2 separate regions of the Mus musculus genome follow, and region 1 is linked to region 2. A link is a loop called in an ENCODE intact Hi-C map of the cell type or tissue named here. Cell type or tissue: heart. All regions are shown on one strand. Each heading gives the region's core, and the rest is flanking DNA. Links, peaks and the distances in the headings are about the cores only. Region 1 overlaps Dnah8 (dynein, axonemal, heavy chain 8). Region 2 overlaps Umodl1 (uromodulin-like 1).

Evidence for each region. A loop is a pair of places that touch in the nucleus more often than their neighbours do. Peaks named below come from ENCODE experiments on the same cell type or tissue, not always from the same donor. Only the 100,000 strongest peaks of a DNase experiment are listed, where the experiment ranks them.
Region 1: it touches region 2 in a loop (8-fold over the local background); 5 of 42 quality-filtered maps call a loop at or near these places.

The regions. Positions count from the first base shown.
Region 1 is chr17:30,737,306-30,752,376 of GRCm38, reverse strand. Dnah8 (dynein, axonemal, heavy chain 8) reads right to left here. Exons shown (of 93, transcript NM_013811.3): 44 at 14,948-15,071; 45 at 12,622-12,809; 46 at 11,164-11,250; 47 at 10,962-11,069; 48 at 9,587-9,721; 49 at 7,702-7,863; 50 at 5,373-5,619; 51 at 4,989-5,230; 52 at 4,390-4,530; 53 at 3,632-3,869; 54 at 788-930; 55 at 196-330. Among named protein-coding and RNA genes, the nearest start is that of Gm24661, 37 kb to the left of the region's middle. In heart, for the core only: CTCF peaks have their summits at 5,916 (motif pointing left) and 8,219 (motif pointing right); no DNase peak of the experiment used is centred there.
Region 2 is chr17:30,983,679-30,998,749 of GRCm38, reverse strand. It overlaps Umodl1 (uromodulin-like 1), which reads right to left. Exons shown (of 22, transcript NM_177465.4): 9 at 14,578-14,797; 10 at 13,900-14,037; 11 at 12,115-12,681; 12 at 10,653-10,910; 13 at 9,194-9,306; 14 at 6,458-6,671; 15 at 3,937-4,071; 16 at 2,304-2,623; 17 at 566-711; 18 at 1-139. Among named protein-coding and RNA genes, the nearest start is that of Umodl1, 37 kb to the right of the region's middle. In heart, for the core only: a CTCF peak has its summit at 8,305 (motif pointing right); no DNase peak of the experiment used is centred there; H3K27me3 peaks cover 1,259 bases.

The DNA of each region.
Region 1 (15,071 bases), core at 2,847-10,846, 240 kb after region 2:
ACATATGCATGTGTGTGCATGTGCACACACACAAACACACACACACACACACATATGCATAAATTTTAAAAAAGAGGCAAATTTCACGGATGCTAACTGAATCCCCAAACCCGTGTTTGGAGTGAGTGCCTTTTATGAGAACCACCACTTTAAAATTTTAGTCCGCTCATTTCCACAGCAAATGACGGATCCTACCTGAAACATCATTGGCTCTGTAGCAGAGGAAAAATTCAGACTCTTGGACAGCTGCACTTCAGGGTCGTATTTCTTCAGGTACGCCTTCACCATTACCGTTTTTGCCGTGCCCTGTTCTCCCGTGAGCAAAACCGCCTGCAAGTGTGAAAGGGCCGGGCTGAGGGGGGCCATCCTGTGCTCAGCACCAAACTCTGTGTGATGTTACCTACTGTTACTCACCACCCCAGGAGTACAGACTCCACTTGTTGTTTGTTTTCTACAATCACACCCATATTTCGGTCTCTCCCAGTGAAATTAACATTTAGGGAAGAAAAAAAAAACAACCTCACACAGCAATACTTGATGCTGGAAGAGAATAAGGATGCCTATCTGCAAGCTCACTGGAATAGGGAAGAGAGTCTGGAAGGCCACGCCCACATCCCTCATCAGCCCAGGGGAGACAGAGAGGAAGAAAGAACACTGTGGAACCTGGACCACTGTCAGAGTGTCTCTCCACAGCGACATACCCTCTGGGCCCTTGTGTTGGGATTTCCATTTTCAGTCTGTGGTATATGAAAGCAAACGTGTTTCTTACACGGTCTGGGACACTCACTTTGTGCTGTTTCGCGATCGTGTCTATCAAGAAGTTGGTCCTGATGTTGTCCACATTTGGAACCAAGATGGAAGAGTACTCTGGAATGCTGTCCGTCGGATAGAAGTATGGCTGAATTCTCTTGTTCCAGTGCTCCCAGTCACCTACACGGCAGGTAGAATTCCGTCGTAATCAAAATGTGTCATCGACGGTCACGTTACATGATAGGGACTGTCGCTCAGATCATGCAAAGAGTTAAAATGCTTTCCCAAGACACGATAAATCTACTTACCTAATGTCCCCTCTTTTCATTCTTACCAGTGGCTACTTATTTTCCTGTTTATTTCTTTCGTGTACCTTTGCATGTGTGTGTGTGTGTGTGTTTATGTGAGTGTGCATGTCGGGGTCAGAGGGTAGCCTCAAGTGTGACTTTCCTTCGAGCGCTGTCCACTATGGATGTTTTTATTTATCTATTTTTTGTTTGTTTTTAGACAGACTATCCCGCTGGCCTGGGGCTTCAACACTAAGGCTAGACAGGGTTGGCCGGTGAGCACTGCAGATCCTCTTGGCTCCCTTTCCCCCAGAGATGAGATTGCACGTACACATCCCACAGCAGATTTCTACATCAGTTCTGGGGGTGAAACTCAGGCCCTCTCACGTGGTAAACTGACCATTACCACTGAGCCTCTCTTCCAGGTCCCCTGAGACCGCTAACGGGTTTACCGCTTTCATTGATCTCTACAAAGAACTACCGTTTGGTTTCTCCCCCTCCCCCCAGTTTAGTTTCTATTTCATTGATTTCTGTTTTAATTGTTGCTCTTTCTTCTGTGTGCCTTGGGATTAACTGAAGCCTTTTCTCGACATGGACAGATTGCTAGAGTCGCTCTCTTCTGAAGGTTTTACAGTGTTACTGTAAATGGTTCTCTGATCTTGAAAGAGAAGATAAACTCTGCTTGCTTGAGAGGGGGCTGTTCCACAACTGTCAGCTCAGTACAAAGGCGAGGCCCCTGTACCTTGCTGGAATCACCTGTCTGCATCCTAGCATTTGTCCCGTGCACCCATCCATGCAGTTTCCCTGTTTGTGGATTTGTCTTCCAGTCTCCTCTCTGGCTCCTCCTCCCTGTGCGGGTCCCTCTGCATTACCTCTTAAAGCCCTTAGGGGCCTCCTCCAAATCAACTCCTTCCAGCCCTGTTGAGACGGGTGGTTCCGGTGGGGTTTCCCTAAGTGCCTGCTGGAAGCCTCCTTCTCTTTGTGATAGGGTTCCCTTCTGCCTTTTCCCAGTGGCTAAATGACACTGGTCTATACACCACGCTCCACTTGCTGATGCTAGAGGCTCAGACTCTAATTCCATCTGGCCTGAAAGCAGGGACTTCTAAATCTAAGAATGGAGTCTCTCCCAAAGTGCTGATGTCCAACAATAACAAGAACTCCCCCCAATATATATATATATATATATATATATACACACACACACATATATATATAATGCATACACATATTTACATTACACACTATACACATACAAACCATATACATAGACGCATAAAAACATATATATGTACACAAAAACATATATATTCAGAGACATAGACACACATTCAATACACAGACACACATACACATAGATATACATACACACACACACACACACACACACACACACACACACTGAAGGATGAGATAACAACTTGAGAGTCCTTTATGAGCCCAGAGTACGTAATGCTTTGGTTCACTTCATAGGCACAGATGCTCAGGCATATAAATTCTATCAGCACAAACCATTTACAGTGGTAAGACTAGAAAGAGTCCATGAGATGGCTCAGCAGCTAGAGGGGCTTGCAACCAAGCCTGACAATTTAAGTTCAATCCCCAGCACCACAGAGTGGGAGGAGGGAGCCAACTCCCACAAGTCGTCCTCTGATCCCTACACTTGCACAGTGACGCAATCCCTCTATCTCAGTCCTTTGAGGAAGGCCATTCCGAACACAGACGTGTGCCCCAACTCACTGGCAAGGCTCTGCCGCCCTCAAAGGTGCCAAGGAAAGCCAGAAGCTCATTGGCAGCGTCGCGTGGGCCCCGCTACCCGGTGGCAGCTTTGGGAAGAGAGTTAGGGGATCTTTTTCTTAAAGACACTGAGGACAAGCCCTCTGACTAATAGTTCCACCTCCCCTGCTCCTGCTCCCTGAGCCCTCCGGAGATTCTCGGAGATGCACAGCAAATTACTCCGCAACTAGGAGTTAGGTTGTGGCCCGTGTGCTAAATCAAAGGCTGCGTGCCTTCTGCTTACTCTCTCGTTGTTTTTCTCTCCCATCTCCCCTCCTGTCCTATTTCTCCTTTTAATATAGCCACACAAAAACGCCTTTGCAGCTCTGGCGCTTTGGAGAAGCAGCAGAGGTAAATATAGGAGCCAGGGCAGGATCTTTGGTTGCTTTGTTGTCTCGGAGGCAAGGGAGCAGTTCGAGCCTGGTTCTGGATAAAAGCATTGAGTCGAAGGGCACTGATTTAAAGGAAAGCTGAGCGGGGCCAGGGGCAATGCCCTGCCCACTGGGCTCCCTCTATTCGCACTGGCATTGGCAACAGAGGTGGTGGGACCCCTCTGTTGTGTGTGCTTCCCTGTTACTTCCTAAGCGTTAGGAAGCAGGCGATGTGCCGGGAGCTGCTCCTCCCAGCCGATCTTCCTTAGACCACTCCAAGTGGAGAAGTCAGGGCGGTCACCCTCAGCACAGCTGATATGGAAAAATCCCACCTCTGGCTTATTGTTAAAACATCTTTGTAGTTAGATTCCCCGGTGGCCTTAGCTCTCAACTCCTTGGCCATTTGTATTTTCAGGTCGCTTTGTTTGAACCGTACTTAGCCGCACTTACCGTAGTCGGTAACGTAAAACTCATACATAGTCTGCTGGGAGCCCTTGGGTATCTCCGGCAGGTTCAGCTTGCTCCCGTGACCTCGGAGGAAGACTTCCAGTTTTTCCCTGCTATCCAGTTCCAAAAGGGCTCCCAGGCTCCACATCAGACCAAACACAAACAGCTTGTGGAGGTGGTCCCCCGACGAGACGCCACCTTCTTCTTTGGAAGGGATTAAACCTTCCAGGAGATTGAGAGACTGGAAGAGATTTCAGATAAGATCCATTTTTTTTTTTTTAGTCTCAATTTTAAAAATGCGCAGGCTGACATTTTTGAAAGGAGAAAATGGAAAGCAAGAGGGGGAAGAGAAAAGAAAACAGAAATAATATCTCAAGACATAGCCTGATGAGTGTCCTTGCGGTCCCCAGTGTTAGAGGACAGATAAAGCTTCGGTCGGGCTGTGTGACCAACGGAAGTGAGGAATGAGTTGGGAAGCCACAAGTGTGGGTTCTACCCCAGCTCCTGTGGCTGGGTCTGCTTTCCCCATCTAAAAACTAAAAGGCCTCCTCTGTGGCTCCTGGCTCCAAAGTTAGATTACTAGTGTGCGGATTCATCCCTCTTTCTCTAGGGATTCAAATCTCAGAGCCCTCACCCCCCAAGCCACTTAAAAAGAGCTCCTAGGCTGTAGGACTTCCTATACTAGGTGCCCCGTGAGGCAGCCGAGCGGAAAGCTTCAGGTGTTTTCAGAAGGGTGGGTACAAAGCAGAGCGGAGTCTCACCTGCATGATGTAATTACACTCCAGGAGCTGCATCTTGGGGTTGAGGCTTAGTTTCATGTACGTGTATGCGTCTTCAAACACCTTATCATACAGACTCAGGAAGACGGAGGCTTCCTGCTGGCTGCGCTTCTTCAACCATGCCTGAGGTCAAAGGACAACATCTAAGCACTAGGAAAGTGTAGAGCTGCCAGTGCGACTCTGTAGATCAAGTGCTTGCTTGTCTTGCGAGCTCGGAGACGTGGGGTTGATTCCCCGAACTCACATCAAAAAAAAAAAAAAAAAAAAAAAAAAGCCGGATATGCTGGCATGTGCTCATGATACCAGCGATGGGGTTTGGGGAGGGGGAGGGGACAAGCAGGTCCTTGGGACCCCCTGGGTAGTCAGCCTAGCCTCCTTGACAGGTTCCAGGCCATTGAGAGACACTATAGACAAAGTAAAAGAAGTGTGGATGGTAAGGTGGCTTAAAGAAAAACACCCAAGGTTATCCAATGGCATCCCCATGTACCCGTACACTGGGCTATCTGCACACGCGTGTACACACGTAAGCAAAAATGAGAAGAGCAGAGACCTGTAGACCCTGGCCTGTTTCCGGTCCCCACCTGTAATATCGGCCTCCAGCTGAGAGCCGAGCTGCTGATGTATACCATGCCCATCCTTGACACCGTGGCAGGAGAGGCGTTCTCAATGTTGTGCACCTCAAACAGCAGCTTACAGGTAGGGGCCATGGGGATGCGGTCCCCGTTAGCCAGGGTGAGCGTCTTGTTATCGTCCAACACGGAGTTTAAGTTCTCAATCCAGATGGCATCCACGGGGCCGTCTAGGATGAGGAAGATGTTCTCACCTGCAAATGAGGACGGGAAGTAGGGGAAGATAGATCGGTTTTTCCTTCTGCAACTAATGAAAACGGGAAACTGAGCAAATGCAAGGTCCGTTCTAATAAGCTCGCAGGGAAAGAGTGAACTCGGAGGGAGGCCCGTGCCTACCCTTTTTAGCTTTTAATGTCTTCCTCCACAGAGTGGAAAAGATCCCATCTGTCCAGTCGTTGGTGGCTGTATCCAGCCTGCCGAACATCTGAGGCGCGGTAATCGCCTTTGGATTCATTCGCATCTCTCTGTGAGGCCTCCCACACTCCGTTAATGATTTCATCAGAATTGTTATGACCGTCGTCTTCCCAGAACCGCTGGGCCCGAGGGTCATCAGGCCATGCCGTACCAGAGAGGTCTCATATAACTACACCATCAAATGACACATTGGGAAACGTAGGTTATTAGTCTCCGGCTGATGTTTCTGCGTGCTAGCTGAAATTTTAAAGGCTTTAAATAATATCTAAGTGTCCTTTGTTTCACTGGATTTGGGAAGCAAAACTAGTGTGGCGTTGAAAAACAACATAGGTGATAAAGTAATGATGTCGTGGGGCTTGAATTACATTTTGCAAATAATTAATTCAGGATCTGCTTTCTGCCTCATGTGACATGGGTGGGTGGGTGCGTGTGCTGTGTGGTGATGTCGCCCCCCAGTGGTGGAAAGCAGCAGCGCACAGCATCTCGGTAAAGATCTAGGGTGCCCCTGAGCCTGCCTCTGGGTCTCCAGAGGCACAGCTTGAATAAAGATTTTTGCATGTGGAAGTGATTTACTTGGGGAGAGCCCTCGGAAGATACAAAGAAGGGTGTGGATATTACAGTCCCAGGGATGGGAAGACTGGGGTAAGGTGCAACGGAGGACAGCTGCAGCAGGCAGACAAGCATGACCCCACCAGGGACTCTCCACCTAGAAGCAGAGGAACCTGGCCTTCCTATCCCCTCGCCCAGCCATCCTTCCTTGAGGGGATAGTACTTGGGAGCAATAAGTGCTCGGGAAATGCCTGCCCCTGCGCCCACACACAAAGTGCCTTCAGTCTTCCGTTTGCTCCGAGAACAAGAAGCATACATGGGTACGTGGGAGTGGGAGAGAGGATTTAAGGAGGCATACTAAGAACACAGCAGGGAGTGGGCTGTGGAAATAGCTCAATCAGGAGGGGCTTGCCTAGAGTACGTGATGCCCTCGGCTTCTGATGCACCGTGTAAGGGGGCACACTCCTATAATCCCAGCACTCCAGAGACAAAAGCAGGGGGGGGGGGCAGTCAACAGGTCAGGGCCATCCTCGACTATATAGGAAGTTCTAGGCCAGCCTGGGCTAAAGATCTAATGTAGTTGAGCCATAACACATGTTCACACTCACACATATGCACATCCATGCACACACACACACACACACACACACACACACACACACACACACACACTTGTAGGGAGAGTTTTGGTTTCTTTAACCACCCAGTGACCTTATGTGTAAATGTTTTTGTTTTAGTCCCAGGTGTGGGGTATGGGCCTGCTTCAATCTGTCTACAGCTGTTAACTATGATTGTCTCGTCCTCGGATCGGGGCAAGGGCAGTGGCATGGTTTTTGCCAGCTGCAGATAGTTTCATTCTGGGAACTCTGAGGAGGGCATACATGCCTGAGCCCTAAGAGAGGCAGGAAGAATAAGGAGGAGGAGAGGGAGGAAGACGGAAGAAGAGGAGGAGGAGGAAGAAGAGGAGGAGGAAGAAGACAACTGCTGCTTCCTGCAGCCTCCTGCTGCTCCTGCTTGCTCTTGTGATGGTTTAACAAGAAGCTGGAGCTCTCCTGACTGTGACGATCAGCCTGGCCCCAAGGAACACAATGCCCCTCTCATCTGCAGGAAGTAGTCTAAAGAGGTCTGTGCCCCCTCGCCCCTCTGACCTTCTCTTTCTCCTCCTTAGTGTTGGGGGCTGGAAGGGATCGGGGAGGAATAAGGGTCGGAAGGGAGGTAGACTTCTAATAACCCAAGAAAATGACAAAGCAATTATGCCAACAGATGCTCATACACACACCTGCACACCTCATGTACACACACACACACACACACACACACACACACACAAGCAAAGGAGCAGACCTAGGTTCCTCATGCTCTAGGGTGTGTCCCCTTGAAGCGTCTGCAGCAGGTAGTACTGCCAGGCCCACAGCAAGAGGCCTGCTGGGCCGTGCCTCCCCATCCCAACTATCTCCCATTCCAGTAACCGTCAACCTTCTCAGGAGGGTGAAGTAACAGCTCGACTAAATGACTGCCTGATTGCCGCACGACAGGGCAATGCACTCTTTCCTAAGACAAACGCAACCCTGAGGATTCGCCGTATGATGGTGGAGGCCTGGCATCTAAACTCAGTTTCAACATTCACATCTGGTAAGTATCGTGGGGTGGGCTACGCCGTGACCGCTGATGGGCACTCGCTGTGGGTTTCCGATGCCCTTACCTGCACTAATTTGAGGTTCCAGGGTGGGTGGTTTATCAGACCTTCTAGGTTAACCTGGTTGTCCACCGCGGATTGCAGTTCCGCGTAAGTACTGCTGTCCAGTTGTAACCCCGGAAACAGGTCGTTGATCAAGCTGAGGAACAGAGGCTCATCTTCGTCAACCTAGGAGGGCAGACATGAGCACAAGCGTACTCAGTCAACAGTTGTCTCTTAGCTAAGTAGGACATATGCACCCTGCCCCCGGTGACTTAATCCCACAGTGGCTGGAAATCTCTATCCAATCAGCATCCTGTCTTTATCTTTAAGGAGTAGGTTTGCGTAAGCTGACCCCCTCCCCCAACACTTGGTGTGCTGTGTCTTTAATACACAGATGGCTGTGTTCCCAACTTCCAGTCCCTTCTCAACTTCTTCTATCCACTGGAGCTCCCTCAGTACTTTTTATTTTATGATTTATTTTTATGTATGTGTCTGTGACTATGTGTGGATATGTAGACATGAGTGCAGTTACCCACAGACGCCAGAAGGGGGCGTAGGATTTCCCCACCCCACACCCCCTGGAGCTAGAGTTGGCAGTTTGGAGCCACTTGGCATGGGTGCTAGAAACTGAACTCCGATCTGTTGGAAGAGCAGCAAGTATTCTTAATCACTGAGTACTCCAACCCCCCAAACACACACACACACACATGCACATATCACACACACACACACCTCACTTATCTCACACACTCAGTCAAACATACATATGCACACTCACACACACATTTACACATATGCACACTCCACACTAATACTGACACACTCACAGTCACACACACGCATGCTCATACACATTTACACACATATACTCACACATATACAAACACATAGACACTCATACACTCACACACATACATACATACACACACATAGGCACACTCAGAGAGACACACACTCACAGACACAAAGACACACACACAGGCGGGCGTGGTGGCACACGCCTTTAATCCCAGCACTTGGGAGGCAGAGGCAGGCGGATTTCTGAGTTTGAGGCCAGCCTGGTCTACAGAGTGAGTTCCAGGACAGCCAGGGCTATACAGAGAAACCCTGTCTCAAAAAACCAAAAAAAAGAAAGAAAGAAAGAAAGAAAGAAAGAAAGAAAGAAAGAAAGAAAGAAAGACACACACCACACAATGATCTGACACCCTCCTCCGACCCATGTAAGCATACACATACACACACACACACACACACACACACACACACACACAGCATAGAGTTCTCATAGTTCCTTGTGAGCCCAGAGCTTCATGCTTAGAATCTGTCACTCTGTGGACAATGCTAGAAACCTACATTGATGAGCTGTTAAGATGACACGGTGGACAAAGACACTGGTTGCTAAGCGAGACAACCTGAGTTCAGTCACTGGGAGCCACCTGGTAGGAGAAAAACCAACTCCCAAAACTTGTCATCTGAGTTCCACACTCACGATGTGGCACTCTGCACATGCATTTACACACATGCATTTACACACATGCACGTGCATGAACACATACGTCAATGTAAATTTTAATTTTTAAGGGGGCTAGAGAGATGGCTCAGTGGTTAAGAGCACTTGCTGCTCTCACAGAGGACCACACAGTCGGTGGCTCACAACCAACCCTAATTCCAGTTCCTCCAAGGGCACTCATGCACATACAGGGTAAACGGATAAACACATATGCAAGGAACGAAATCATACACCATAAATAAGAATTTTAAATTCAAAAACAACTTTAAGGTAAAGTGGACTGGAAATTTGGAGCAGAAGCCCTCTCTCTCTGAGGCCCTGGTTTACCATACACAACCACAGGGGAGGCACTCTCGCTATATGTTGGCAAAACACACCAAGATCTGAGTTCATACTTACCAGTTTAGAAAGGTTCATGTCTCGTAGCCCTCTCATGACCGTGCTTAACTCACTGTCTTCTGGCCGAGCTCTTTTCTGAGACCCAAGGGTCCTCAGCACAGACAGGATATTTCTCAGTCCAAAGTCATAGTGGACCTAGGGCAGGGGAAAGAGAGAGCAAAGATGCGTCATTGAAAACTTCCAATACACTGCTGCAGTTGGTGAGTGGCCATGCTGGAAGTGTTGACAGCTCAATTCATCTTCCTTCCCTTTGAGGGAGGAGAGGGAGCGTTTCTGTCAGAAAAAAAAAGCGAGGTGACATGACAGGATTCAAACCTGATGTCTGTTTTCAGAATAGGACAGCTGAATGCAGTCTGAGAGGCAGACAATAGATTTTTAAATGCGGAGCCTGTAAGTCACACATTCCGTTTACATGGCATCCTTGAACTAACGTCTCAGACAGAGAAGAGGATCGGTGGCTTTGACAGCTTAGCGATTTGGGAAGATGGGAAGTCGAGAGTACAAAGACGGCAGAAGCGAACCTTGTAATATATGAGTGCTGGCTGTTGATTGTGGTGGTGTTACATTAATCTTCATGTGTGATGTAAATGTGTGCGCACAGGCACACACACACACTCCAAGAGAACATATAATTGGCAAAACTCTTGAATTGTATCTCTATGCTCTATTACAAGATGTTGATACTAGAGGAAGTGGGGTGGAGGGTACACATCTTCCTGGACCTTTTCCACCCCGATCCCTGAGAATCTCCAAGTATCTCTGAATTAAAACATTTGTAAACAGGTGCTCAATGGGTCAAGTTCATTGTGCATATATTTAGGAGTGACTCCGTGTGTTTGTTTAATCTCACTGATTAGCATCTATCAAGGTAAAATAGCAAAGTTAAAATCTAGACTCAGAGGGCTGCAGAGATGGCTCAGCAGTCATGAGCACTGACTGCTCTTCCAGAGGTCCTGAGTTCCATTCCCAACAACCACATGGTGACTCACAGCCATCTGTAATGGGATCTGATGCCCTCTTCTAGAGTGTCTGAAGACAGCTACAGTGTACTCATATAAATAAATTAAATAAATCTTTAAAAAAAAATCTAGCCTCAACAGCGGGAAAGACAGATCAGGGGTTAAGAGAACACACTGCTCTTGCAGAGAACCCAAGTTCAGTCTCAGGACCCCAGTTTAGTTCCCAGGGACCCATATCTGGCAGCTGCCAACCAGTTAGCTATGAGTCTAAGATGAATCTGATGCCCTCTTCTTGACTCTGTGGGTACCACACTTACAGACACATACCCACACATGCATACACATTAATTTAAAAAAAAAAGAAATGGGAACAAAAGCCTAAATTCTTTACAGGAATAATAAATATGCGTTCTTACCTGTTTAGTAAGCTGCTCTTCGCAGAGTTTATAGAGAACATAAAACTTCTGCGCCAAGATAACATTTTCAAGAAAGCCACAGCTAGCAAGCTTAACTCGCATAATGATCTGCAGGTTAACACAGTGAGACACTGGTAAGCAACTTCGGTGGGAGAAAACAAAGTAAAGAACATACATTATTCTCACAAGTCCTGGGACGTACCTGCCGATCAGGAACCATCATTGCAACTGTTCTAAACTGGATTTTTAAGTTTTCTGGCAGTTCCTGGCGCCCGGCATATCCAGGGTTCTAAGAGTTAGGATATATTTGATTATTGGTTCAGTTTTTACTTCCTGGACATAAACACATCTCAGGCATATTCTGAGGCAGTACACAAAAATATTAGGTTTGTAAAATGCCCTTGCTTTCTAAAAAATGAATATTGGTCCACCCTATTTAATATATTTTTATTGTATATTTAATGTAACTTCACACCATACCTTTTAAAAATATACCCCAGCTTTAATCCGTGATCAAAGTCACACACAGTTTTGCACAGCAAAAAAAATTAAGCACCTGTGCGTGCCACTGGTTTAAAATGTAGAACAGCGCTGAATGAATCGACCTGAGCAAGTATGATATAAAATATGTTATTAAAGGGGAGGGCCTGGAGAGATGGCTGAGTGGCTCAGAGCACTGGCTGCTCTCCCAGAAAAAAATCCAGGTTCAGTTCCTAGCACCCACATGGTGGCTTACAACCAGCAGCAATAACTGAGAGACTGTGTTTCAAAAACTAAGGTTATCAATACAGAAAGACTCCTGATACTGACCTCTGGTCTCTACATACCCATACACGGGTGCATATGCAAGTATGTGCATGCACAAACCTGCATGCACCGCACACACGCACATACAGACACACACAGAGACACATGCATACACACACACACACACACATACACACACTCACACACAACAGGACAGCTAGTTTCTCTTACTGGCTGTGTGTGATTTGAGCCTGCGGTACCTCAGCCAGAAGACATTACTCAGAGAATACTGGAGCTCTAGAATGAGACAGAGGGGCACTGGCGTTATCCTAGCTGTCTGCTTCTATAATCCCCTCCAGGCCCCATTGTGGGTAGGTGTAGTTTGTCCCATGAGACCTGGGTGTGTCCTTTCGGGACAGAAACTCCAAGCCAGGGCATGATTTTTTTTTTCTTTTTCTTTGCTATAGCATCCAACAATGACTGAGACAGTGGCCACCTGATTGGCCCAAAACTAGAAGTAAGGATAGAGCCTGGCCTCTCAGCTCCCATCCTTGTCAACCCATAGCAAGTGTGAGGCATGAGAAAGAAAAAAATATCTTTGTGGTTTTAAGCAGCTCGCATTCGTAAATGCTGCTCTTATAGAGGGCCAGGAGTTCAGCAGGCAGCTCATGACTACTTATAAACCTCAGCTCCAGGGGAAGTCAGCGCCCTCTTCTGGTCTCCTACAGGCACCTACACTCACATGTACACACACACACACACAGGCAGACATGACTAATTTAAAAATTTTTTATACCCACATAAAGAGAGAATCTATGACTTCTGGCTCCCTTATCCTATAATACAAGGACTTGTCTATTTCTATCTACAACAATTAAACTCTCCAACTTGCACTTAAAACCCGTGTACTCACCATGGTTAGGAAGATTCCGAATTCTGGATTTAAATCCACACAATCGCCATCTGAGAAGATGAACTGTTTTTTCCTCTCTTTCCTCGCTGTCAAAACTATGTAAATTTGTTGCGCCGCCACAGATAAAACGGGCAATTCAATTCTGTTAAACTCATCAAAGCAACCCCAGGAACCGGACTGTGCAAGACCTGGCAAGAGAAATAGTTAATTTGCAAAGTTTCACTCTGCGAGGTGCCTTCTCCACAGCAATCATTCCTCCAAAGTGCTTCCCAACAATTACGTCTAAACGCAATTTATGTGAAGTTTCACGCTGGGCTGTTTATGAAGGTGTATTTCATCCTTGTTATGGGAATTGTTTAATTACTCACTTATCATCACCAATCACAATGAAATGGGATGGTATCAAAGGAAAAGTGCAAATACATCATTGTGGGCAGGTTTCCTGAAAGGTGGTGACATAACACTGTCTATAAGGACCGCCTTCCATGAGGACGTCATTGTGATGACATCACATCCCCTCTGTAAGGACCACCTTCTGTGAGGACATCTTTATGATGACATCACACCCCCTCTCTGTGAGGACTGCCTTCCATGAGGACATCATTGTGATGACATCACACCCCCTCTCTGTGAGGACTGCCTTCCATGAGGACATCATTGTGATGACATCACACCCCCTCTCTGTGAGGACCGCCTTCCTGATGACATCACACCCCCTCTGTGAGGACCACTTTCCATGAGGATGAAGAGGGTCAGCTCCTGAGTCTCTGGGGAAAACAGCAGGATAAGGGACATCCCTCCGCTGAGTCAATCTGTCTGTTTTCTTTTATTACAGTGAGATAAGAAGGTCAAGGGGTAGGATGAGAGAGAAAGTGGCCAGAGGGATTTTTATTTCTTTTATGAAAGCAAACACCCAGACAGACCCGGAGGGCATGAACACTGTTCCTTGTCTACTCTCTAAGGACAAAGACCTTCATCACCTGCAGCTGTGTGAAAAGCTTGCTTTCTTTTTACATTATCTGCCCAATCTTCTCTCCCTCTTCTCTGGAGACTCCCATCCCGAGACTCTGGGAAGGTTTAAGTCTGTCCCTCTAACCTGCATACTATTTTGGCAACTCAAGATAGGATGATTTTTTTTCCCCCTTATAAACCGTAGTTTCATTCATTTTGGGCTCCAACTATTATGTTTTTCCTAACAGCCTTTTTCTTTAGTTAGCTGAATATAATAGAGTTTTGAACCTCTCTGGAGTTATTTGTTTTGCTAAGTTTACTGCGTTTTCCTGTTTCCCCTTTAACCCGGCTTAGAGATCTTTGTGCTGTCCTCTCTCTATCTCTAGCTTGCTTTCTTTAACTGTGTATGTCTTTTTTCCTTGAGACAAGGCTTCATGTATTCCTATCCCAGACTTTACCTTGAACCTACTCTGTAGCCAAGACTGGCTTTGAATTCCCCACTCCCCTGCTTCTACCCACTGAGTCCTGGGATTACAGCTGTACATCACCACACCCTGCTTGTACGGTCCTGAAGACTGAGCCCAGGGCTTCATGCAAGCTAGGCAAGAACTCTATCGTCTAAGCTATGTCCCCAGCCCTGCAAGGTGTTTATCGCTCTGGGTACCACTCTAAACTCCGTTGGTAATGTTGATCTGATGGGTTTTTACTACATTATTTCTTAACACAGATACAGGTTCCTGTTTGGGATGCTTGCCTCTGGTGCTTGCAGAAAGGATGGGAGAGGCAGGAGAGCGCCCCCTGGTGTGGGACCTGCCACCTGACCCAGTTCCTCAACCTTCCTTCCCTGGCCTGCCCAATCTGAAGAGGTCCTCTGGCGGGGCTCCTATTTCAGAGAGCTGTGCTACTAAGCCAGGCGTTGCCCTTGGAGGTGCCTCTCATCAGTGATCTCTGAAATTACCTCCTGTCTATCCACCTCCTAAGATTTTCCTCAAGAATTCCCAATCTCTGATGGCCAGCCTGCTTCTTGTTTTCCTGTGTTACTATGTTTTATAAAAATAAAACAAAAACCAAAAAAATATTTTCATTTCGGTGGGCTTTAGCCCTGCAAAGGGAAGGAACATGTATTAATCAGCTATAAAGGCAACCTCTCCCCTAGTACTGTTTCAGACTGTTATAAATTGATTCTCTCTTCAAATTCCAATACACACTCAGTGCATACAATCCGTAGTATTGAACCACATTGGATTTATATCCAGAAAGATAGTAGCATCCAATAAACCACCCAGCCCCGTGATGATAGTGTCATTTTGGATTCACATCAGAAAATATTAAGAGGCCACAGGAACAAACCCAATCGAAACTATTTGATTCTTGCCTTTGAAAATCCGTCCGAGGCCTCGGAAATCCATCTGATCGGAACAATTGAACACAACCACATACTTGCCCAAACACCTGCCCATGTCTTTTGTGGTTTCGGTTTTACCCGTCCCGGCGGGTCC
Region 2 (15,071 bases), core at 4,248-12,247:
GTGAAGCCCCACCTCAATCTTGATCTCATCGCTGGCGGACACGCTATAGTTCTGAGGTATGGGAGAATCGCCAATGTACAACTGCATTTCTGTGACAAAATTTCCAGTCCCGTGGAGGTCTTCGATGACGGTGTAGACCCTGTAGAGGGGCAGGGGATAGAGGCTCTGAGAAACCTGCTCTATGAAGTTCTTTCTTCCAGTTCCTCCCCACCAAAGGTGATTCTAAGGAGGCACAGAAGTCAAGGAAGACCAGCAGGTGACAAGTGGCGATTCATGCACAGCTGGCTGCAGCAAGGAGCTAACTCCTCTCTGTGTGGGAGGTTGCCCTAGAGAGAGGGTGGCTGCCATCGAGGTTGTGGGTCTGAAGAGCTGGAGGCTGCTGCCTAGAAGCTGTTCCTCCTAGCTGATTGGCCCCAGACAGAGAGGGTATTTGGTCTTCTCTAGTTAATCCTACAAAGGACTGGGGACAGAAATGGGGGAAGCTGGCACAAGTTCTGCCCACTTGTGCAGTCAGACTCAAAGCCAAGCAGAGGTGCTAGAGGGATCCCAAGCGGCCCCCACTTACCCCCACTGTGGGGTGTAGCCCGAGGAAGTCAGAACGTCATTCTGGAAGGCACAGTGGATAGGACTGAGGAACTGTGGGTGGTGGATGACACCCTCTGGGGACAGGTTGTTCCTCAGCGTGGTCGTCACCACTGTGGTGGTCATGTTCTAAGCACAAACAGACAAGATGTAAGTGATCTCCTGGGCCTCAGGGGGCCCAGACCCCCAACTGCCGCTAGATTCCAGGGACTGTAGGGTTATCCCCAGAAGTGTAAAACTCCGGACAAGTGTCCCTGATGTCACCTGCTACAGATTTGTCTCCTGATGTCACCTGCTGGAGATTTTCATGTTAGGCATTGGTGTCTACCTCTCTCTAGCTTCTATCCTACACACCAAAAAAAAAGAGACCAGTCTACCAATCGCATATATGGCAACATATGTCCTTGGATCAACCTGTATCTGACCGTGTCACACTGTATCTAATCAATGGCATTCCCTTTTCTCTCAGCATTCCCCAAACCCAGCTGGACTGAACTGCCAAATTGAATATTTGCCTCTGAGTACAGAGGCGACCCTAACCCTCCATCTGCCAGCTCCTGCACCCATCCTGTTCCTGCAAAGAAGTGTTGATTCCCGGGGAACAGCTTGGCATGCGAAGGACACTAGAGCACGTGTTACAGTTACTGGTCTTAAGGCTGGCATCCTAGTGATGCTCCTTAGAAACAGGAGCTCATGAGAGGCTGCTGGGGCTGTATTGGGCCCCTCACAGTGGCTGCGCATTTGTGGACAACTAGGAGGCTTTAGGAAGAGGGGCCTTGGGCTGGGGGTGGGGCTCAGCGGAGCACTTGGATCTTAGTACATGCTGGTGCTCTTGTGCTCTCTCTCTCTCTCTCTCTCTCTCTCTCTCTCTCTCTCTCTCTCTCCTTCCCTCCTTCTTTCCCCTTTCTCTCTCTATCCAATCTCATTTGCCCTATCTCCCTCTTTTTTTCTCTCTCCCTCCTCCCCACCCTGTTCTCCATCCCCTCTCCCTTCCTCTCTTTCTTTCTCCTCTTTCTCTTCCCTTTTCTCTTTTCTCTCTCTTCTTCTTTTCCTTTTCCATCTCTCTTCCCCATCCCTCTTTTTCTTCATCTCCCCACCCCCTTTTTTCCCTCCCTCTTTCCCCTCCTTTCTTTCTTCCTCCTCCCCCCTCTCTTCTCTCCCTCTCTACCCCTCCCCTTTCTGCCTCCCCCACTTCTGGCCACCACAAGGTGAGCAGCCTTGCTCCATCATGCTCTTCCACCCCAAGCAACAGAGTCCACCAACCATGGACTGAAACCTCTGAGTGTGAGCTAAAACAAACCTTTCTTTCCGTTAAGTTGATTTGCCGCAGATATTTTATCACAGTGACAGAAACCAGACTGGCACACATGTATACTCATATATACATATAGATAAATGTGTACACATGTGTATTCACACATGCATAAACATGCACACTCATGCACACACATGAGGAGGACTCTTTAAACCCTGACCCTGGCCAACCCCAGTCCCTTTGCACCAGAAGAATTCTGCAGTGTGGGTCTTGCATCTACCTTAGGATTCCAGTGTGCTAACTGCGACAGTGTGGGCCTGTCTGACTTCCTCTTTCAGGGTCTCTAGCTTAGAAGTCAGAGGCCCAGGAGTGAATAAGAGCCTTCCTGGTCTCCCTACCAGGTGCAAACCCTCCCCACACTGAGGCCCCTTCCAGTGGGTGGCTCACAGCAGCCACATGTACTCACACTCTGTAAGATGGTCCCACACTCGCCCCAGCCAGCCACCAGAAACACGTGTGTGCTGTTGCTTCTGCTCACATTGCAGGATGGCTCTCCCAGGTACAGGGAGGCCTCAGGTATGGCCGCCTGCTGCAGAAAGCGCTTCTGGATGGTGATGATCACCGTCTCGATCTCACAGGACACGCTAACAGCGTCCATCAGGTTCAGCCGCAGGGGAAGGTCCTGGGCTGTGGAGCTGGCAATTGGCACAGGGACACCCCTAGTTCCTGCTGGGGTAGGAGACCACTCTGAGCCTGGGGTCTGGGTCATGTTGCCAGAAGGGTCACCTGCAGGTTCCAAGGAGACAAAGGCTCAGGATGAGGCTGTTTGGGGCTTGGAGGGACAGAGTAGACATCTGTGCTCTAAGGCAGCCATACTCAGGAGCTGCCGGCTCCAGCCACAGAGCCCCCACACTTAGCACAGAGCAGGCTACTCGGCTTTCTTTGGTGTGTTTGCAGGTCCATGTATGTAAGGTATATGTGCATATACATATAAGGTATGTGTTATGTATGTATTTGGTATGGTGTATTGTGTGTGTGTGTGCACCTAAGGTATATATGTGTGCATGTATGTGTGTGCATGTACTGCTTATGTGTGTATGTGTGTAGGATGTATGTATGTGTGTATATGTGTATTTATGTGTAGGGTCTGCCATGGATGTGCTAGGCATGAAGGAAGAAGTAACCTGCCCTGGAGTCTGAGACCTATCTCTAAGTAGAGTCCCAAGGTGCCCCCTTGGGAGCCTGGCTTCCTTCTTGCCCCCAAACTCACACCTTTGTAACATACAGGGAACCCTGGAAAGGTCTCCCATGTAGAGGTCACCCACATCCTGGGCAGCATGGCTCCCTCTACCATCCATTTCTGCAGGCTTCCAAGTTTCAGCCAGTTGATCGCATGCTTGTACCCACACTGGCAGGTGCTGGATTCGCTGTCCCTGATGGCCAGCTCCAACATGATGCAACCTTCTCTGTACTCTACTTCCTCAGGCAAAGCAGCTCCCCTGTCCCAGACTCTGTTTAATTACACAGATGGTTGTCTCCCTCCCCTGGACACATATGAAAGAAGAGGGAGGGCCAGTCACACACAGATAACACACACACACACACACACACACACACACACACACACCCTACACATACATACACATATACACACATACATCCTACACACATACACACACAAGCAGTACATGCACACACATACATGCACACATATATGCCTTAGGTGCACACATACACACTACACCATACCAAATACATACATAACACATACCTTATATATATATGCATCTATACCTTACATACATGGACCTGCAAACACATACATACAGTACATGCACACACACAATACACCACAACAAACACATACATATACAACACATACTCTATATGTATATGCATATATACCCTACATGTATGGCATGCAAATACACACACATGTATATACATGCACGTGCACATGCACATACAAAAAACTTGTGTAGGTCATAAAAAAAAAAAAAACAGGCTGACTTCCTTTGGACAAAGGCTCTGTTTTCTTAGGAATGAGCATCCATAGGAGAGATGATGAGACCATTCCAGAAAAGGCTTATGAGACTTACCATCACAGGACCTTCCAGAATATTCCACCTGTGAGTCAGGTCCTCCCTCATCACAGCTACATGTAAAAGACCCGAAAGTGTTCCTGCATGTCCCAGGGGCACAGTCATCCTCTTTCATGTCACACTCGTTGTAATCTGAAAAGCATTGAGAGAAGAGTGGAAGCCATGATGGACCAGCGAATGGCCCTGGGGTGAGCAGAGCCATCAGCTGTATGCACAGTCCTGCTGGGACAGTGCATCTCAGGAGGCAAGGTGGAAACATATCCAGACAACAGGCCACATGGATGTGGCAGGCTCAGGGCAGTCTATGAGACTCTTCAGTGTGGCTGGGGGTTGCCGTGGGAGTGGGGAGGCAGGGCTATGGTAGGATACAGCTATAAGACAGGGAAGGGGGTCCCACAGATCTGAACCCACTTCAGCCCACTGTTAGAGCCAGGAGATGCACAGGACTGGAGGCCTGAGCAGCAAAGCACTGAACCCAGGAGATCCCCCTACACCCCCTCCCTTGTGCCTTCCATCATTCTGCCCATTCAGTCTGTCACCCCTGCAGAACAGGGATTTGAACCAAAAACTCAGAGGGTCTTTACAAAGCAGACTTCAGGGCCGTGGCTGTGGCTCAGTGGTAGCACACTGCATACACACACAAGTACATACTCACACCAGTACATACACACATGTGCCTGCTCAGCACATAAATACATATATGTGTACTCACATGTGACACCCCACTATAACTCAGCATATGACCTTCCACCTCAACAAACCCATTCGCAGATGACAACAGCCTACAGTGTAGAAGGAATTCAGCCCTTAGCCCAGGCTATCAGTCGTTTCCAATTACTTGGCTTTGGAAGATGCTCTAAAGATGGCTATCCTTGCATTTACTATGGTCTGGACTGAAGTCCCTTCTCTCAGGACAAAGTCCCAGAATGCACTACCAGGCCAATGAGGAAGATGCTGTAGATCACTGGGTTTCCAAACAAGGTGAGGAAATCCTACCCCATCAGTCCACTTCACAGACTCCACAGCCCCAGCTCACCAAGCTGTGTTAAGATCCATGCTTAGCTCAGAGAGAATCTTGGAGCTGGCTTGTTTTAACTCAGTTTTGTTTATTCTATTTCTTCCTTTTGTAATCTGGACAAAGGGATCCATGGCCTCAGTGATCACATGACTTGTCAGTGACTTGTACTGCTTTGGGTTTTGTTTTGTTTTTTGTTTTTTCGAGACAGGGTTTCTCTGTATAGCCCTGGCTGTCCTGGAACTCACTTTGTAGACAAGGCTGGCCTCGAACTCAGAAATCCGCCTGCCTCTGCCTCCCAAGTGTGCTTTGGGATTTTATCTGTTAGTGTCCTGTGCACACTGGGCTGTCAGGCTCAGGTTTTGTCATCTCTGTGTGGTCTCACTCTGCACTCAGAGCTGTTGACTCTTCGCTACTTTGTTGGGGAAGTTTTCTTCTATCATTTTTACAATAGCGGCTTTACTCTGCCTGACAGGAGGATTGATATCTTCAAGTGATTCAAGTATCGCAGTCCTTTCCTCTGAAAACCCGAGCTTACTGAGGGAATTCCTCTCATTCTTCAAATAAAAAAAACATGTTAAATTTAAAGTCTTCATAGAAGAAATAGAAGAGGAGGAGGAGGAGGAGGAAGAAGAAGAAGATAAAGAAGACAAATAAAATGAAGATAAGGAGGAAGAAAAACAAGAAGAGGAAGAAGAGGAAGGAGGAGGAAGAGGAGGAAAAGAAACTAGAAGAGGAGGAAGAAGAGGAAGAAAAAGAAGAAGAGGAGGAGGGGAAGGAAGAGAAGGAAGAAGAAGAAGAAGAAGAGGAAGAAGAAGAAAAAGAAGAAGAGGAAGAAGAAGAGGAGGAGGAGAAAGAGGAAGAAGAAGAGGAGGAGGAGAAAGAGAAAGAAGAAAGAAGAAGAAGAAGAAGAAGAAGAAGAAGAAGAAGAAGAAGAAGAAGAAGAAGAAGAAGAAGAAGAAGAAGAAGAAGAAGACAGCTATCTAGGAGCAGGCATGGTGGCACACGCTTTTAACCCCAGCACTTTGGAGGCAGAGGCAGGTAGATCTCTATGAATGTGAGGTTAGCCTGGTCTACAGAGTGAGTTCCAGGCCAACCAAGGCTATATAGTGAGACCCTGTATATGAGCCAATTGTCATTTTTCTTTATATCTAAGGAGGGAAGAGTCTAAACTGTCCATCTCTCCCTGTTTTCTTCACTGTTGCTTCTGCTAGGATCTCTGTGGACTCTTCCTGGACACTCTGACTGCCCAGAATGACTGATTTGTTCTCAGCTCATCAAAGCCCTGGGTGACAGGGAAGGGACATCCCTAAGACTTTTAGAAGGTTCAACCCTTCAGTTTTAACACTAGTATGGTAGCAATAAGAAAGACAAGAAAGCCACTTCATGCTTCAGACCGTTCCTGGGAATCCCCATGAAGAGGCTCAGAGCACATCTTCCTAACCAAGAGCCACAGCTGACTTTGACTGGGGCAGATTAGTGTCAAGCCCAGCCCCTGCATACCTTGCATAAAAGTTTTGCCTCTGACCACCTCCAGCATCGATGTGTTCTGTAAGGCATTGAGGAAGCCAGCAGACACCTCCCTGACATCAAGGTCTGCTGTCATTAGCAGATTAAACTCCACCACGATGCTGCCATTTGTGATGTTAATGATGTCCACACGGATCCTGCCTGCATCCATGTGCTGACGCAGCGTGGCTGGCAGAGAGTCCCGCACCTTTGAGAAACAGGCTGTGTGAGAAGGGCTGCCTGCTGAGGTCACAGGCCATTTGTCCTAAGAATAGATGCTCCTGGTAATTTCTGCCTGGCATCCAGGACAGGTTTGTGGCAAGAAGGTCCAAGTCTCAAATCAGTTCTTGGCCCTCACAGGCCAGCCCAAAACACCTTGGGTGTTGATGATGCCCAGAAGAGTCCTTTTTCCCTATAAGCAGCCAACAGCTGCAAACAGCTGCCCTTGAGGTGAACAGAGGGCAATGCCAGCAGAACCCCGTCCATACAGGCCTGTAACACAGAAGCTCACAATGGCAGTTAACAGTCACCTGTTCTTAGTTCAGAGGTAGGGAGAGTGGGGGGCTGAGTGGTCCTGAGGAGGAAGACCACCTATGCCCTTTGTTTTTCTAGAATGTTTCTTTGCCTCTAATGCTTCAGGACTTATCCCCATCCCCTCCCCTCTTCTTCCTATCCACCTGTTTCCAGGCTACTTCTGAGTGAGTGTCGCCAGCAGCCAGCCCTATCAGGACACAAACACACAGACACACACAGACATAGATACACACACACACACACACACACACACACACACACACAGCCAGCCCTATCAGGACACAAACACACAGACATACACAGATACAGATACACACAGATACACACACACACAGACACACACAGACATAGATACACACACACACACACACACACACACACACACACACAGAGTTCCTGCCTCTGAAAGGCTTGCTTTTGTCTTCTATGTTTTAGAGCACAGTCATATGACACAGACTGCATCGTTCTGATCCAACCCAACACAGTTAAAGACACATGGTCTTATGATAAACCTTACCAGTCCATGTGATTCAAATTACCCTGGAAAAAGTGCCTCCAGGGACTGTTAGAGAAACCCATAGGGGACAGTGCCCCATGGCATGAGCTCCTGGCCTTCCCTTTCCTCCTCTGGGACACCCAGGGCAGAGAACCCCCTTGTCTCCCATCAGAAGCTGGGTATCACCATCCCCACCCCTGCCGACTTTGGGGGGCTTGGGCAGACAGCCACTGTGCTTATCTAGGGGACTCCTGCTTCTCAACCCCCTCCCCTGATTTCCTTAGATAGATCTGCCAAAGCATTGGGTCACCATTCAAATGTCACCATTTCAAAGTGATCTCCAGGCAGAGCTCTAAACCCTGCTAGGAAATGATGAGCCATTAGCCCATCACCTCCAGAGCCGGGCTTGGTATCTTGAATGTGTATATGGTACACAATTGTTTTCTGCCCTGAGACACTAGACAGGTAAAGCAACTGTGTTCAAAAATGGGCCAAGGATGAAATATTCTTAAAGGGAAAGGCTAATCTAAAAACTTGGGATGGAGCTGCTGCAGTTGGCCATCAAAGTGGGGAAGGGGCTCAATCAACATCCGTTGTTGATGTTGTATACAACCATTTAAAGAGAGGTGATGCATGTTATCCATCACCTCTGAGGACTCTTGGATCCAGGTACTTGGAGAGTTGAGAAATCCAGGATAAAGAAAGCAGGGCCTCAGAGCCTCTGGAGCCAGACTGGCACAGCTCCTGAGGCTGCATGGTCCACTCCATCAGAGTAGCACCCATTGGCTTCTGGACATACCAGCATGTTAATCAGAATCAACACTAGGTGGCACTGTCCAGCCCTCCCGTTAAAACTCAGACTTCCTGGCTAGGTTGAAATTCCCCTGGTTCACTAGATTATAGGTGCTTTATCTATACTTTAAAAAGTCATGCAATCTAGGGCTGGGGCCGGGGCCGGGGCCGGGGCCGGGGCCGGGGCCGGGGCCGGGGCCGGGGCCGGGGCCGGGGCTGGGGCTGGGGGAGAAGTAACTTGTAAGGGGTATAGGGTTTCCACTGAGGGTAATTAAACATTCTGAAATTAGATGATGGTGGTAGCTGCAGATATTTGCAAACAATATAAACCAGTGGATTTTCACACTTGCGACTATCACACTGTCTGAAATGGAGCTCAACTTTTAAATTTCATGTATGTGTGTGTGTGCATGCATGCATGCCCACATGCATTCAGTGCATACATATTACAGGGGATGGAACCTAGAGTCTGGTGAATTCCAGGTAAACATTGTAACACCCTTAGCTTTCTATTTTATAAATTTCAAAGCAGGTCTCACTAAGTCATCCATGCTAGTCATGAGCTCTCTCGGTAGCACACATAGGCTTTAAACTTGGAATCCTCTTGCCTCCACTTCTTGATTATGGCTCTGCACCAGCAAAACCCTGGTTAAGCACTTTGTTGAATATAGACAGGGCTTTCTGCTCCACAGGGAAGGTGAAGCAAGAAGGGGTATGGCTTCTGCCTCCTCCAGACAGGCCACAGCCAGACAGTTCAGGATGCTTAAACCTGCTGGAGTCTGGCCCAGCTTCCCCCAGAAACAGGTAATCCACAAGACCCATAGGTCTTATACCTAGTTGGCAGCATGTAGAATCCCCCTGCCTCCTTCCTTTATTCCTGTGGAGTAGGACTGACCATGCTAACTCACCGTTCTGAAGAACAACTCTACGAACTCTCGGTGCTCCCTGCTGCTGGTATTGAGGAAGGATTCCGAATACTGCATGCTCGTGATCCGGACGTTACCGGCAAGTTTCTGGGCCACTGCAGGATGGAGAATGCATTAGGTCACAGACTGTCATTTCAGTGTCCCTGATGGCTACAGGAGCATCAAAGCTGTCCTGGCTCCAAAGAAGAAACAGAGACTGATTGCTGCCCACAGCCATGGACCACCAGGCTCCAAAGGATATGGAACAGCATGCCGCTGGCTGGCGTCTCTTGAGTTTTTACTGCAAGCCAGGCAGCTGGCTAGCAAACCGGGACAGTTGGAGAGGAAACAGGCACCAAGAGACAGTCAAGACCACAGTGTAAACCAGACTTACCTGGATACCAAGCCTCTGCTCAGAGCTCAGCGCCTATGCCTCACTGGGGGGCCTTGTTCAGTCAGCTCCTTTCCCGCCCTGTGGTCATACCTCTCTGTGGTCTAAGGGTGGCCCCACTTTGACCTGGCCTATTCTCTGTGAGTCTTTGCCTTTTGGGGCTTCTAGGAACCCATGGAACATGCACATAGACTAGAGCTTAGACTGTTCCCAGTCGCATCCTGGCTTCTGGCACGTCAGTCTTTACATATTCAACCCAGTCCCTGAATGGCTGTGCCATGTCTGCTCCATGTAAGGAGCCTGGGACACCAAATGGGAATGACAACCTTCTCCCCCTGGTGACATCCAGTGCACCTCCCAAGAGAATCTCACTCAGACCTAAGACAAACTGTAAAGCCATCCCACTACCGTTCCCAATGAGCCTCAAACCCCGTGTTCTTGGGGGAGAGGGGACAGTGTTATTGTACCAAGGGGCCAGAACCATGGTCAGAGGCACACACAACGTAATGGGAGGGCCATAGCAGCAGCAACGGTAGGAGCAGACATGGGACACGTCTTAGAGCCATACACACCCATAGACAACCCCTTCCTTCCAGAGTGAAGGAGACCTTCAGGGGTCTCCTGGCTTGGCTCAGACACAAGGGCTTTTCCTGCCTGACCACCCTCTATTCCAGATGGCCATGAGCTGTTTTTACTGCACCCGAATAGGTCATCTTAGGCACCACCCAAAGAATGTACCCCCAACCTCGAGACACAGCACCCAGAGTGTGGGGAACTCCCTGAGTTGTGAAGACCGTCTACAGCATCACACACATAGAAGAGTCGTGTGTTGGGAAACAGATGTCAAGTAGTAATTAAGAAGAAAAGAGGGTGTTAGCTGACTATGTAACTGTGGGAAGGACTGTCTCCTGTGTAATGGGGTCCCTGTGTTGTTATTCAAGTCTGACACCATCTCCTCCCAAAGTGAGCCAGGTGCTTCTATGCTGAGAAGGGTATGGACACCCAGTACCCCACAGTCAGCTTATTCTCTGCTCAACTTTCATGCCTGTCTGCTTGCCCAGAGATCCTTACCTGTCCGCACTTTCAGCTGTGTTCTGGCACCTTCTTTCCCACACACCTTAGCCACAATCTCCACCAGATACAAGGTTCCCCATTCCAGTCCTGACAATGTCACATTATTGTTCTGGGTCTCCATGGTCATGGCAGGACCCCGAGGAGAGACCAATGTGAGGTGGAAGGCAGGGGAGAGGCGGATGTCTGCAGGCCACTCGAGGGAGAAGCTGGTACTGGTCACGTTAGAGACCGTGACCTTTCCAATGGGTCCAGGAACTGGGAAGTGGGACAAAAATCGTTGACATGAACATCGATCCACCTACATTGTGGGACAGGAAAAGAGCTTCCAAAGGCCCAAAGTCTAATATTTAACAATGCAGGGAGGGGTGAAGCCAGCCAGTGATGCAGACTCTCATGACCCCATTACAGAGACAGTACCCCTGTGCACAGGACCTTGTGGGACCCTTAGCTTGGCTTCTTAATGGAAGCCCTGTGTTATGACAACAGGAATTGGTTCCTAGGATATTTCGTTCCAGGGATGGCTCATCCCCAGCCCTGGGGTCCTAGGCTGCCTCAAACCATTCCTCCTCTGCAGGTTCTGGGTGGCTCCTCCACAAGGTGATCTAGTCTAATCCTTTACAGGTGTCCCAGGGGCAGACATTGGCACTGCTGGCTTGAGAGTCCCTCTGACAGGGAAGTCTCCTGTGGGATAATCCTGGCTCACAGGGTCCTGGAGCCCATGTTGTACCTCAGAGGAAACAAGGGTCACCCTTGTCAGTGGCTCAGTTTGGGCAAAATCCACAGTGGATGTGGCATGGTAAACTGACCAAGGGGCAGGGGACACTGTCAGCTAGGCCATGAGCCTCAGCCCACATGCTGGTTGGAAGGGTCATTCATTCCTAGGTGTTCCCAAGACCTGGTGACAAACTAAACCCTTTGTGTACCACCTGGACCAGCTGGGGGGTTGCAGAACAGCTGTGACGTAGATAACTGAAGTACACACAGGGGTATTGAAGGCTGGGAGATGTCAGGGCTGCATAATCAATGGAGGTTCAGTGTGGCTGGGGTGAGGAAGAGGGCTTCATGGGGTCAGCAGGAAAGCTGGAGTTTGGGAAGCTGGGATAGTATAACACTGATGACAGATGAGGGTGCGGTGCTGCTTGGAATTATGGGATTGCTCCAGTACTAGATGGGATACATACTCCCTAAAGTCCCTCTCCCTCCTGTCTATCTTCTCCCTCAACTGTTGAAAGCCAAGGGCTCATAAGAAGTAAAAAGGGAGAGAGCCGGGGATGAGAAGGGAGCCTTTATTCTCTCTTACTAGACCAGACACCTGCTGCCAAAGAGAACCACACTGTCCCATGTCTGAGCCCACCTATGTTCAAGATGAGAAGGCACAACCAACATTTCTGGCAAGTCTGACGCCAGGGCCCACACAGGCTGAGGTTCCAACTGGGGTCCCTGTCCCCAGATGACTCACCACAGGCAGGGGACTCTGGAGTCACATCGGTTGGGGCCGATGGCGGGCCTGGGAAGGAGGAAGATCGAGGGTCTTCATTCTGTAGTCTTGTGGAGTTCGGAGGTGTCTTCCAAGTGGGACTGGAGTGCCACACAACATAGCCCGTGGTTGTAGCAGTCAGGAAGGGTGGATCTTTGGTGATAAGTTCCTGTGACTCTCGAGTGGTGTGCAGTGGGGCATCTGTGGTCCCCTGATGGGTTCCATGGGTCTGTCCTGGAGCCCAGGGAACAGAGCTTGTCACCCCACTGGTACTTCTGTGGGTTTTGCCCAGGTTTGGGGTCACGTTGGGCACCTCCATACCTTGTCCCGTGCTATTCCTATCCTGCCTGACTATGCTACCCCCATCTCTCACTGATGGGGGCACTGGGGTCCAGGTTTGACTTCTTGCTGGGGTGCTCCTTGGGTGCTTGGAACTTAGTGACTCGGTGAGGGTCTCTGGGCCAAAGGTTGTTATTCCCGTACTGGCAGCTGGGACTGTGACCTTCGTTGTTACAGACAGTTCATCTCCTGTGGGGATCACCATGTCACCTACAAGATATATCCACTGTCAGATGCAAGAAACAGCCATCAGAGTCTCCTTACAAGCAAGAGCCATCCCTAGAGAAAGACACTGCATTGCAAAGATGCCCTCAACCCTTTGTGAGTCTGGAGAGATGACTTAGCAGCCAAGAACACTTGCTCTTCTTCCGGGTGACACAAGTTCGTTCCTCGGATTCAGTAAGGAGCTCACAGTGCTCTATAACCCCACCTCTAGGGAATCTGGTGCTCTCTTTGGACCGCTGCAGGCAACGGCATTAGTGTACACCCATCAACATAGACGAGCATGCAGATACATAATGGAAAGCGAATCTATAAAAACAAAATTGTCCCGTCGCAGTGGTGTGGACCTGTAATCCCACCTCTGAGGAAGCAGAGGCAGGAGGATACCTGGGGTTCAGTAATCAGCCAGGCTAACCTTATCTGTGAGTTTTGGATTCCAGTGAGAGGAGACCCGTAGTGTGTACATACGGTTAATCCTAGCACAAGGTGTATGGTTCAGCCTCTACAAGCACATGCACATACATGTGACTACCACACACACACATATGCACACACAAGATGGGGGGAGAAGGAGGAGAAGAAAGAGGAAGAGGAGGAGTAGGAGGAGGAGGAGGAAAAGAAGAAGGAGGGGGAGGAGGAAGGGAGGGAGGGAGGGAGGGAGAGAGAGAGAGAAAGAGAGAGAGAGAGAGAGAGATTGAGAGAGATTGAGAGAGAGAGAGAGAGAGAGAGAGAGAGAGAGAGAGAGAGAGAGAGAGAAAGAGAGAGAGAGCTCCTTTTCCCCAGCATGCTCCCAAGGCAGACATGACTAATCAGGACAGAACATCTGATATCTGTAAGGGTAGACTTAACTAATCGGATACAGAATCAGATATCTGCAAGTATCTGCCTTCTGCTTCTTAGCTCAGCCCCTTCCCCCACTAAAAGACTTGGAGAGTGGGTAAAGATACGTCAGGACTAAGACTCAGGAGCCCCTTCCCCACCCCTGGAGGTCCCTCTTCTAGTTTTTACATTCTCTTCATCTTGAATCCATTAAGAAATGATTTCCCACCACTGCCTGCCCCCTCTCACCCCCCCACCCCCGCTCCTGGGGACATTTCGTGACTTTCTTGGGCTGGGGTACTTTGCTTATGTGGATTCTTTTATGTGTATGTGCGCGCGTGTGTGTGCATGTGGTGTGTATGTATATATATATATATGCATACATACCCTCGCAGACCCTGCCAGCCCTGGAGGGGCTGGCATCCCTGGCTGTGAGGCACTGGCACGTGTAGGAGCCCTCCAGGTTGATGCAGCGTGCGCTCGGGTGGCAGTCATGCTCCGAGCTGTGTGCACACTCATCCCAGTCTGTGGGAAGAGGAGGGAGTGTTAGTGAGAAAGGGGCCGGACTGGTCAGGAAGCAGAAGGGGAGCAGACAAACTCTCTCTGCCCTTCCTACAGAGAACTGCTGGGCACGGATGGGCCTCCTGAGGCCCAAGTCTGTCAAACACTCAACGTGAAAATTCTCTCTTTGGCTTGGCAAAAAGAATTAATAACAGGGTTGGTGAAGCAGCTCCAAGGTGAGCAGCTGACTGACAGACATTGTAGTACCGTGCCCTGACCACCTGACACAGGGATCTCCCTACCCCGACCTCCACCACCTCTCATCCCTGCCCTATGGACTCCTCCTTTTGCACTGTGTGCCGGACCAGTGACTGTAAAAGGCAGTCCAGAGGGAAGGAGCCCACGTCAGGAGGAGCCTGAGGTTCTGTCCCTTGCTTCTCATAGAGGAGCCCGGGATATGATTTACACTTTTATTTTATTTGACTTTCAGGTAAAGGGAAGACTAGCTCAAACTGCTGCTGCCTGAGCAACTTGTGAGCCCCATTGCCCTAAGAGACAACATACCTTGCACGAATGTCCTCTGCTGGTCAACCTGGAACACGTTGCTCACAGACAGGACGGGCAGCATAGGCGTCAGTGTGTGGACCCCCACTGAAAAGTCAGGGTCTTGCAGGGTGAGTCTAAGCGTCACCACTAGACTCCCTGCCTGCAGAGACACGATCTGCATCCTCAGCCTCCCTTGTCTGTACAGGTCAGAGATGGCTTGGGGGAAGGAGTTTTGCACCTAGCCGGGAGACACACGTGGCTGCTCAGATGGCTGCTGGAGATGCCCCCCTCCCTTGCCCCCACTCACGAGCTCCCTGTTCCAGCTCTCCCTGGAACAGCTGTGGAGTCCCACAGTACCCACCACAACCCAGCCTCTGGCTACTCATGGACAGTCCACCCAACTGTCCTTGAAGGGAATGTGTGGCCTGTGGGTGAAATAGGGAGCCAGTCAGCTTGATTGATGAGCTTACTGACAGGGAAGGCCAACCAAGAACGCCCCAATGGCTTGTAGC